Regions from separate parts of the Homo sapiens genome. Here region 2 is linked to region 1. Evidence: chromatin loops called from intact Hi-C (ENCODE). Cell type or tissue: K562. All regions are shown on one strand.

Region 1 (5,000 bases):
AACATAAAGATCAATTTTATGTTTATTATTTTAACAAATGAATGGAAAGAAGTAATTAGGTATATGAATTTTTTTTTTTAAAGAAAATTTTAAATGCCAGAATGTGAGTTCTTGGACTACTTGTATAAGGAAGTAACACCAAATGCTTTGGGAAAAAAGGAAGGTTGACAATAATCCATAACAATTTTCTGGTCACAGTTTCCTCAATAATATTTCCTTTCAGTGTTAGTTTCTTCTCTCCCTCCCATTGGTCCAGTTTCCATCACTCTCTTCTGCTCCTTTTTAATATATGAAAGTTCTTCGCTTCTCTCTCCCTTTTTCACTGCCTTCTCTTCCTTGTGCCTAATGTAATCTCTCTCTTTTATCCTCACAAAACCCAAATCCAGGTCAGCAAATTCCATTTATAGTCATAAATCTGGTCTCTGCTCTGTGTGCACTCATACGTATTTCTGAAGAGAGGATGGGGTGTTGGAAGAATCTGACTAGCAGAGGTAGGTGGGGAGAGCAGAGCAGAGAAGTTCTCTTTATTTATACTTTAGTACTGAGGGCAAGAGTCTCAGCATTTAAATGTCTGAATTATTCCTTTGCATGGCAAGAATGTGTCTAGATTTTTAAAAGCAACAAACATAACTACATATAAATAAAGGCACCTCCAGTTTGGTAGTGTTTTCAATAACACTCGCCTTGGTCAAAATGTTGACAATATAAGGGGGCACTCAAAATTGCTAATTTTCTCATTCCAATGCAAGATCTCCTTACTACAGGGTTAAAGTAGGTTTTCCCAAAGCTGTTTCAGGGTTGATGCTTATTTGAATCTTTAGATCAGTATCATACCAAATCTGAAGACAATTATTCCTAATTGATTTTTATTCTATACTTAGGAAAAAAATGTGAAAGCAAAAGGAGGTTTCTGTTCAAGATTTAAAAATGATTCTGCATTGGCAATTACATAAATGAACTTTGGAGACTCTTGGGAATTGCTTGCTAAATTCAATTTTCTTTATAGTTTGGGCCACTCTAAACTCTTCTCCAAAGCCTTTAGAAGTTTTAAGGTCAAGAGACGACCAGAATAAGAACTGCAATTGCAGCTACATGGAGTGTCTGTGTGGAATAGAGAACATGACTTCTTTTATTACATATGACACAAGAAACAAATATCAAAGTGGACCCTGGTATCTATGGGTATTTAATGCAATGTAGCAGATGAATCACAAAGTTAACATTTATGAGACATTAATCGGGCCATTTCTAATGTCATTCCTTGCATGCATGCCTTCTCTGCCTTTCATTCATTTTGAAATAAAGAAAAAAATTGCCTTGGTTTTAGTGAACCTTAGAAAAATAAGTGTAAAAAAACATCTCTGGATGTGGTTTCTTGTTGATTTAGGATTCTGATAGCTTCATCATTCCTTTCTTGGTGTGTCTCTCCAGATATCTCAAAGTTATCTTAAATGATCTTAAATATGTTAAATATCCCAAATGATAATCTGGGAACCCCTAGAATGTAGACTCCTCAAAGGCAGGGATTTTGTCTGTGATCACTGCCATCCCAGTTCTAGAACAGTGTCTGGCACAAGTGCTCAATAGCCTTTGATTGAGTTGGGTTGGTAACTGGATGTTGGGAAAATAACTTTGTCTCTGGAGTCAGACTGACCTAGGTCAGAGTCCTGGCTCTGTGACTCAGTGACCTGGGACAAAGTATATCACTTCCCAGAGCTTCAGTTTTCTGATATGCCAGGTGCCATTGGACCTCAGCAGAGAGAGTATGCACAAAGCACTGAGCATGGAGCTTGGGAGGTACCAGATGCTTAGTCAGTGACCATTCCCTTATGAATTCACAGCCATCCTACCCTTTTTCTGCTAGAATTATCTATTTTCCTGAATGCAACTGATTCAAAGTAAAGCATTTTCAGAGAAAGCTATCATGATTTCTAAGAAGAGTATCTAGGATCAGAATTCCCAGAAACAGAATGAACTTCTCCCTGTATTTCTTAGCTTTACAAGCCCTAAATCAGCTAATCTCATCTCCATAGGATCTACACCAGCATAAACATGGAAAACACCATTTTTTAGATTTCTGTCAACCTGAACATTCAGTATTTTCAGGCAGAAGAGTTGAGTTGAGTTGTGTTTTTATTTGTTCTATTTTATTTTCCACTTGTCAAGTAGATTAAGATTAATATGTAGCTCTATTTCGTTTGGAAAGCGGAGCTTTATTTCTCATATAAGGTTGCATCTTACAGGGTGGCCATTCTGACAAGCTAGAAACAGGCTCTTTGAGGGAGGAGCAAAGGGAACAGGAATTTATGCTGAAAGGGGTGGCGAAACATACATATTCAATAAACTATAGCAGGAGTCATGAATATTTATGAAAGGAGAAATATGCACATGCCCCAGTAAACTTCATGCCCCTTCATGGGTACCATGTTCAAAAAATAGTGGAGTTAGCATGATCCCAGGGAGGAGTTTTCAGCCCTCTGAGGTCAAAAGTTGAAGCAGAGGACATGAAAACCCTTACTGCGCATCCTCCATGGTCTCTTATCAGGAAGGAATGCTGGCCGGTTATTTTGTAGAAACCACAGAAGGGAGAGGTCGCATCAGGTGGTTGATACTAGGGGTGGAGTGAGTCTTTCCAAAGGGCTGGTTTCTGTTTAACCCTTAGGAAAAGGTGAGGGAGGGGTTATAATGAGGTTTCTCCAACCTCCCATCCCGTCATGGCTGGGAACTCAGTTTTTGAGTTTCTCTGGGGTCCCTTGGCAAAGAAGAGGTCTGTTCTGTTGCTTGGTGGGCTTAGGATTTCATTTCTATTTCTCATTTTCTTCCTTTTGCCTGAGATTTCCCAGAGGCAGTATTGATGGCCAAATTTTTATTTTGTCCCATTTCATTGCCAGGGGGGTGTGGCCCTCTTTAATGTCTAGGATGACCTAGGGGTCCAAAAATGCAGACCTTTCTTCTCTTTTTGACATTTCATGCCTGATATATTACATTCATCTAATAAATGATTTCCAAGCATTCTAGTCTTTGAGGTTAATTATGTGTTCTCACTATCACTCAGTTGTATACCTTACATGTCTCATTTATTTTATTAACTAATGTTGTAATCAGTTACTGACTGCCTACTTTGTGTCTTTGCATTTTAGTTCTGTGGGAAATAAGGAAGGATAAGAAACAAGTTGAGGGGTTGGACTCTATTCTCAAGGAGAAAAGAAATACAACGAAAATTTAAAATATTTACTGTATTATATATGTTTATAAAATGGCTTGCATAAATAAAGGTGCTAAATAAGTGGTTTTAATAATTACTAGGTCTGTAGTTAAATGGAAGAGACAAATCTTGTAAACATTACACCCCTAGGAAAAATTATTAGAGGATATAGGTATATGCATAACACTATGGTAGAGACTGTATTTCTATATTGTTTTGAAGTGTTAGAATTACCATAAATAGGCTGATCATAGGCCATCCAGCAAAAAGGAAGTTACCAGCAAGGGCCAAAAGAAACTAATGAATATAAAAAGCTGGTGCCCTCTCAGGAAGGCCCAGAGATTAAAATCACCATGTCCATGGAGTGTGGAAAACTCCATTCTGATATGGGCCAGCCATACTGTCCAAGGGGACGGATCCAAGGGGCGGGAAGGTGAGGCTAGTTCCCTGCAAGGTTAGTAACAGAATCTTAGGGAAGTCTTTCTGTGTATAAGGAGTATCATGGTGAGGGTGATGTTGGCTATAAGACATGCTGGGAAATGGAAGAAAGAAGGGCAGGATTGAAGTGGTTGAGGTTGAAGCAACGGGAAATTAGTTGGGACAAAAGGGTTGAGCCCTTCTAGGGCTAGAAACCCAAATCACCAGGTCTAAGAAAGTATAGCAAACTTTAATCTAGTGTTTCTCTAAATATCAAAAAGTTCTAGCGATCATCTTGGACATTTGCTAAAAATACACGGCCAGGGCCGGGCGCGGTGGCTCACGCCTGTAATCCCAGCACTTTGGGAGGCCGAGGCGGGCGGATCACGAGGTCAGGAGATCGAGACCATCCCGGCTAAAACGGTGAAACCCTGTCTCTACTAAAAATACAAAAAATTAGCCGGGCGTAGTGGCGGGCGCCTGTAGTCCCAGCTACTTGGGAGGCTGAGGCAGGAGAATGGCGTGAACCCGGGAGGCGGAGCTTGGAGTGAGCCGAGATCCCGCCACTGCACTCCAGCCTGGGCGACAGAGCGAGACTCCGTCTCAAAAAAAAAAAAAAAAAAAAAAAAAAATACACGGCCAGGCCCTGCCCCATGTCTCTCACAGCAGGATCTTTAGGAGAGAGCTTAGGATTCTGTATTTTTAATGAGTGCTCCTGATGAGCTTTTATGACTAGAGAAATTTGGAAAACATTGCTTTAGTCCAACCCAATCTGGCATCAGGATTCAAACTCTCTCTCAGAGGGTAGGGCAAGACTGGGAAGCAAGGACTTTTTGGATTCAGAAGGGTGTGTAGATGGTATATCTGGAAGGCGTCCTGGAAGCAAGATATAGCCTGGAGAAACAGGGCTATCATATTCTGGATGTGGGAATTAGGGCTCCAGTGAACTGAAACTATTTTAGGCAGGGCTCTAGTGCTTGTGGGAGACCAGAGAAGATCCTGGGAAATACAGCATCAGTCAAGAATTCAGCCACAGAGATGGGAGGGGTGATAACCGCCTCCAGCCCTCTCAGGGCAAACAGAATATTTAGGCTTGTGTGGTGTCCCTGTCTTGATGGGCTGGGTTAGGCTGTACCCTTATGGGTAAAAACTGAGTGGTACCTCTCTATTGAGAAAGATGTTGTTACTGGATGGCAGCCATTAGAGCAAATGAAAGGTCCTCTGGACACCAGAATTCACCAAGGAGGCTAGACAGGCCATGAGGAAACTCCAGCTTCTTTCAAAGCTTCGGTCCATTTGGTTCAGATGTGAAAGGATTTGGGTGTCCTTGAAGCTTCACCCTCTTAAGTCCAGCAGGGTCATAGTGGGGGTGATCATG
Region 2 (5,000 bases), 59 kb after region 1:
TGCCTTCCTTTCACTCGAGGAGGGGAGAGGGAAGAGTAAAGAAAACTGTGTCTTGCAACTTGGATACCAGCTCAGCCACAGTAGGATAGGGCACCAGGCAGAGTCCTGAGTCCCCCATTCTGGGCCCTAGATCCCAGACAACAATTCTAGACACATTCTGGGCCAGAAGGAAACCAGTTGCCTTGAAGGGAGGAACCCAGTCATGGTAGTATTCATCACCTGCTGACTAAAGAGCCCTTGGACCCCGAATAGTTAGTAGTAGTACCCAGGCAGTGTTTGCCATGGGCCTTGGGTGAAGCTCAAAGATATACTGGTTTCAGGTGTGACTCAGCACATTTCCAGCTATGGTGGGTATGAGGAGGGAGTCCTTCTGCTTGAAAAAAGAAGAAGGAAGAGTAAAGAGGACTTTGTCTTGCAGCTTGGATGCCAGCTCAACCACAATGGTATAAAGCAGCAAGTGGGCTTTTGGGGTCCCTGATTCCAAGCCTTGGCTCTTGGACATTTATGGACCTGTCCTGGGCCACAGGGAGGCCAATTTCCCTGAAGGGAGAGTCCCAGGTGTGGAAGCATTCACCATAAGCTGCCTGAAGAGCCCTTGAGCCATGCGTGAACATCGGCAGTAGTCCTGCAGTACTGGCCATGGGCCTGCGGTGGTGGTGGCCACAGGGAAAGACTTTACTGCTAGTGGAAAATTGAGAGAAGAGTGGGAAGAACTCTGACTTCTGGCTTGGGTACCAATTCAGCCACAGTAGAATAGAGCTCCAGGTAGATTCCTAAAGTTCTGACTCTAGGTCCTGGCTCACCAATGGCATCTCTAGATCTGCCCAGGCCCTGAGGCAGGGAGGGAACTTGCCTCTCTGAAGGGAAGGACACAAGCCTGGCTGACTTTGCTACCTGCTGATTGTAGAGCCCTAGGACCTTGAGAAAATATAGGCAATAGCCAGACAGTGGTTACTGTGGGACTTGGGCAAAACCCAGTGCTGTGTTCGCTTCAGGTCTGACCCAGCACAGTCCCAGTGGTGGTGGCCACAACTGTGCTTATGTCACTTCTTCCCCAGTTCCAGGAAGCTCAGCACGCAGAGAGAGACTCCATTTGTTTGGGAAAAAGTAAGGGAAGAGAGCAAGAGTCTCTCCCTGATAATCCAGAGAATTCTTCTGGGTATTATCCAAGTCCACCTCTATTATCCAAGTACTCTATGAGTCTGCAAGAGCCACACCATTACCAGGCTTGGGGTATCTTCTAATACAGATACAGCTACAATGGCCAAAACTTAGATCACAACTCCCAAGTCCTTTAGAATACCTGGAAAGCCTTCCCAAGAAGGATGGGTACAAACAACCCTACGCTGTGAAGACTACTATAAATACCTAACTCTTCAATTCCCAGATACTGACAAACATCCATAAGCATCAAGACCATCCAGGAAAACATGACTTCACCAAAGGAACTAAATAAGGCACCAGTGACCAATCCTGCAGAGACAGAGATATGTGACCTTTCAACAGAGAATTCAAAATCATTATTTTGAGGAAACTCAAAGAAATTTAAGATAACATAGGGAATTCAGAATCATATTAGATAAATTTAACAAAGAAATTGGAACAATTAAAAAGAATCAAGCAGAAATTCTAGAGTTGAAAAATGCAATTGACCTACTGAAGAATGCATCAGAACCTCTTAACAGTAGAATTGCAAGCAGAAGAAAGAACTTGTGAGCTTAAAGAGAGACCACTTGAAAATACACAAAGGAGACAAAAGAATAAAAAGCAATAAAGCAGGCCTACAAGATATAGAAAAAATAGCCTCAAAAGGGCAAATTTAGGAGCTATTGGCCTTAAAGAGGATGTGGAGAGAGACATCGGGATATAAAGTTTATTCAAAGGGATAATAACAGAGAACTTTCCAAACCTGGAAAAGATATCAACATTCAAGTACAAGAGAGTTATAAAACACCAGATAGATTTAACCCAAAGAAAACCACCTCTAGACATTCAATAATCAAATTCCCAAAGGTCAAGGATAAAGAAAGGATTCTAAAAGCAGCAAGAGAAAGGAAACAAATAACATACAATGGAGCTCCAATATGTTTGGCAGCAGACTTTTTGGTGGAAACCTTACAGGCCAGGAGGAAGTGGCATGACATATTTAAAGTGCTGAAGGAAAAAATATTTTATGCTAGAATAGTATATCCAGTGAAAATCTTCTTAAAACATGAAGGAGAAATAAATATTTTACCAGACAAAAGCTGAAGAACTTCATCAACACCAGGTCTTTTCTACAAAAAAGTGCTAAAGAGAGTTCTTCAGTCTGAAAGAAAACGACAAAACAAGCCTTAAAACATTCAAAAAACTATACAAACACATGGAAATTAAACAACATGCTCCTGAATTACCAGTGATTCAATGAAGAAATTAACAAGGAAATTGAAGTTTCTTGAAACAAATAATAATGGAAACACAACATACCAAAACTTATGGGATACAGTGAAAGTAGTACTAAGAGGAAAGTGTATAGTTTATAGTACTAAACTATTTAATTCAGCCAGGAACCTTTAATCTTTCATTCTCAAAGACCTAAATTCTGAATTTAATTAAAATATCAATTGTCATTCATGCTTCATCTCTATTCTACATTCACGATATGATTTAATTTGATTTCATTTCAATTTAATTTATATTTCTCTTTGGGGAAGTCCCTTCCTCTCTTTACATTTGTTTCCCCATCTGAAATGTGAAGATAATATTTATTGCATACAGTTGTGTGATATTGTGATATAATAGGAAGTATATGTTTTGGTTTTCATCCACAGTTCCTGGTTCACAGCCCCTAAAACCCTTGAAATTTCCTAAGCTATTAGAGCTATGGTAGTATCTTATTGTTATAATATTTGACTTTTTTGCCCTTGGTTCCTGAAACAGTTCCAGAATGATAAAAGTGAAAGAAGCATCTTGTGTTATTCATAACAAGCCCCTTTTATCCATACATGAATTTATGTTAATGAGGTAATTTTTAGAAAGCCTCCAGATAACCACAGGATGGGGTCTGGTTGCCAAGATAACCAATCATGTGATTAGAGAGTTGGAATTTCCAGCCCCATTGCTCACCTTCAGGGAGGGGAGGGGAGCTCAAGGTTGAGTTGATCACCAATGGCCAACGATTTAATCAATCATGTTGTTGCAATGAAGCTTCCATAAAAACCCAAAGGAATGAAGTTCAGAGAGCTTCTGGGTGGTGAGTAAGAACGCAACCATGTGCTATGAGGGTGGCACACCTGGAAGCTCCATAGGGACAGGAGGTCCTGTGCTTGGGACTCTTCTGGACCTCTCCCTATGTATCTCTTCATCTGGCTGTTCATTTCTATCTTTCAATATATCCTTTGTAATAATCTGGTAATCTAGTTTTATATAATGCTTCTAGTTCAAAATTTGACTCCTAAACTGTTTTCCTGAGTTCTATAAGCTGCTTTAGCAAATGACTGAACCCAGCAGGAGGTCATGCAAACCTCTGATTTATAGCTGGTCAGCCAGAAATGCAGGTGACAAGCTGTGATTGATATCTGAAGTGGGGTCCCATCTTCACTTATGGGACTGAGCCCTTAACCTGTGTACTCTGAAAGCCATTTCCAGGTAGATAGTGTTAAAATTGGGTTAAACTGTAGAATGCCCAGTCAGTGTCTGCAGAGAACTAGGGAATTGCTTGGTGTGAAAAAGATCCCTACACAATTGGTGGTCAGAAGTGAAGTGTTGTGAGTGTTAAGTGAGAGTATAAGGGGAAAAAAAAACAAAAAAACAAAAAAACGTTTTTCCCTTTTCAGTTGGTGTCAGAGAGGTGGGATTTGCTAAAATAACCTTGGCTTAGGAAACATGTGGTTTGGGAACAGAAAGAATAGGGGGTTGGGGGGAGAGAGAGAGAGAGAAAATGAAGAATATTTGATCCCTGGAGGGCTACCTAGTCACCTATGGTACAAAACTGCAGCTTTGCTGCAATCAGTTAAAGGTAAAAGTTACGAATTGTATTTAGAAATGGTGGTAGAACAAACTCCTGATGAGTCAATTCTAGGAAGTAAGCATTAGTAGTAATAGTTAAAATTGTAATGCATAGACACAGATGAAAGAAAATGATATTTGGGCTGGGCACAGTGGCTTACGCCTGTAATACCAGCACTTTGGGAGGCCAAGGCGGGCGGATCACGAGGTCAGGAGATCGAGACCATCCTGGCTAACACGGTGAAACCCTGTCTCTACTAAAAATACAAAAAATAAATAAATAAATAAATAAATAAATAAATAAATAAATAAAAATAAAAATTAGCCAGGCATGGTGGCAGGCTCCTGTAGTCCCAGCTACTCAGGAGGCTGAGGCAGGAGAATGGCATGAACCTGGGAGGTGGAGCTTGCAGTGAGCCGAGATCACGCCACTGCACTCCAGCCTGGGTGACAGAGCAAGACTCCGTCTCAAAAAAAAAAAACAAAAAACCACTTTTCTACATTTATTTTTCTCTCTCTTTTTTTTTTTTTTTTTAGTATTCAGGTATATCCAGATGGTTACCTTGATGGAAACTGTGTTTAGATATTTAACCATTTGGATATATCTGAATTGTTAATAAATTGTTTATTTAGGTCATGCTTATTCTATTACATAGGAATTTATAAAACTACATTTATATAATATGATTCTTAAATATACTAATCAAATTAGGTCAAAATTAATGAGATCCTAAACATTTTCAAAGCACTGAAGCCAGTGTAGTTAAATTTGTATTCTGAATGGCGCTATTTTGAGAGCTGAATGATAAATTTCTCTTGAATTATTATTTTACTAAAGTACTTTGGTGAGAAGAAACAAATACAGAAGGAGCAATAATAGAGGAGTTGCACATTTGAACAGTTGCCAAGTTAGAGAACCCTAAGCATTTTTAGCAGCCCTCTGGAACTCAGTCTTAAAATGACTTTTCAGATGAATGGGCATTTGTTTCACCCCTCCCACCTCCTCCAAAATC

Evidence for each region. Hi-C counts contacts between places; a loop is a spot of excess contacts. Peaks named below come from ENCODE experiments on the same cell type or tissue, not always from the same donor. Only the 100,000 strongest peaks of a DNase experiment are listed, where the experiment ranks them.
Region 2: a loop joins it to region 1, with 2.3 times the contacts of the local background. A loop is called at or near these places in 1 of 110 quality-filtered maps.

What each region holds. Positions count from the first base shown.
Region 1 is chr4:55,727,564-55,732,563 of GRCh38, reverse strand. No RefSeq gene overlaps it. Among named protein-coding and RNA genes, the nearest start is that of EXOC1L, 90 kb to the left of the region's middle. RefSeq lists cis regulatory regions at 1,636-2,099, 2,150-2,876. In K562, no CTCF peak of the experiment used is centred here; DNase peaks (open chromatin) are centred at 1,833 and 2,563.
Region 2 is chr4:55,668,952-55,673,951 of GRCh38, reverse strand. No RefSeq gene overlaps it. Among named protein-coding and RNA genes, the nearest start is that of NMU, 35 kb to the right of the region's middle. In K562, no CTCF peak of the experiment used is centred here; a DNase peak (open chromatin) is centred at 3,041.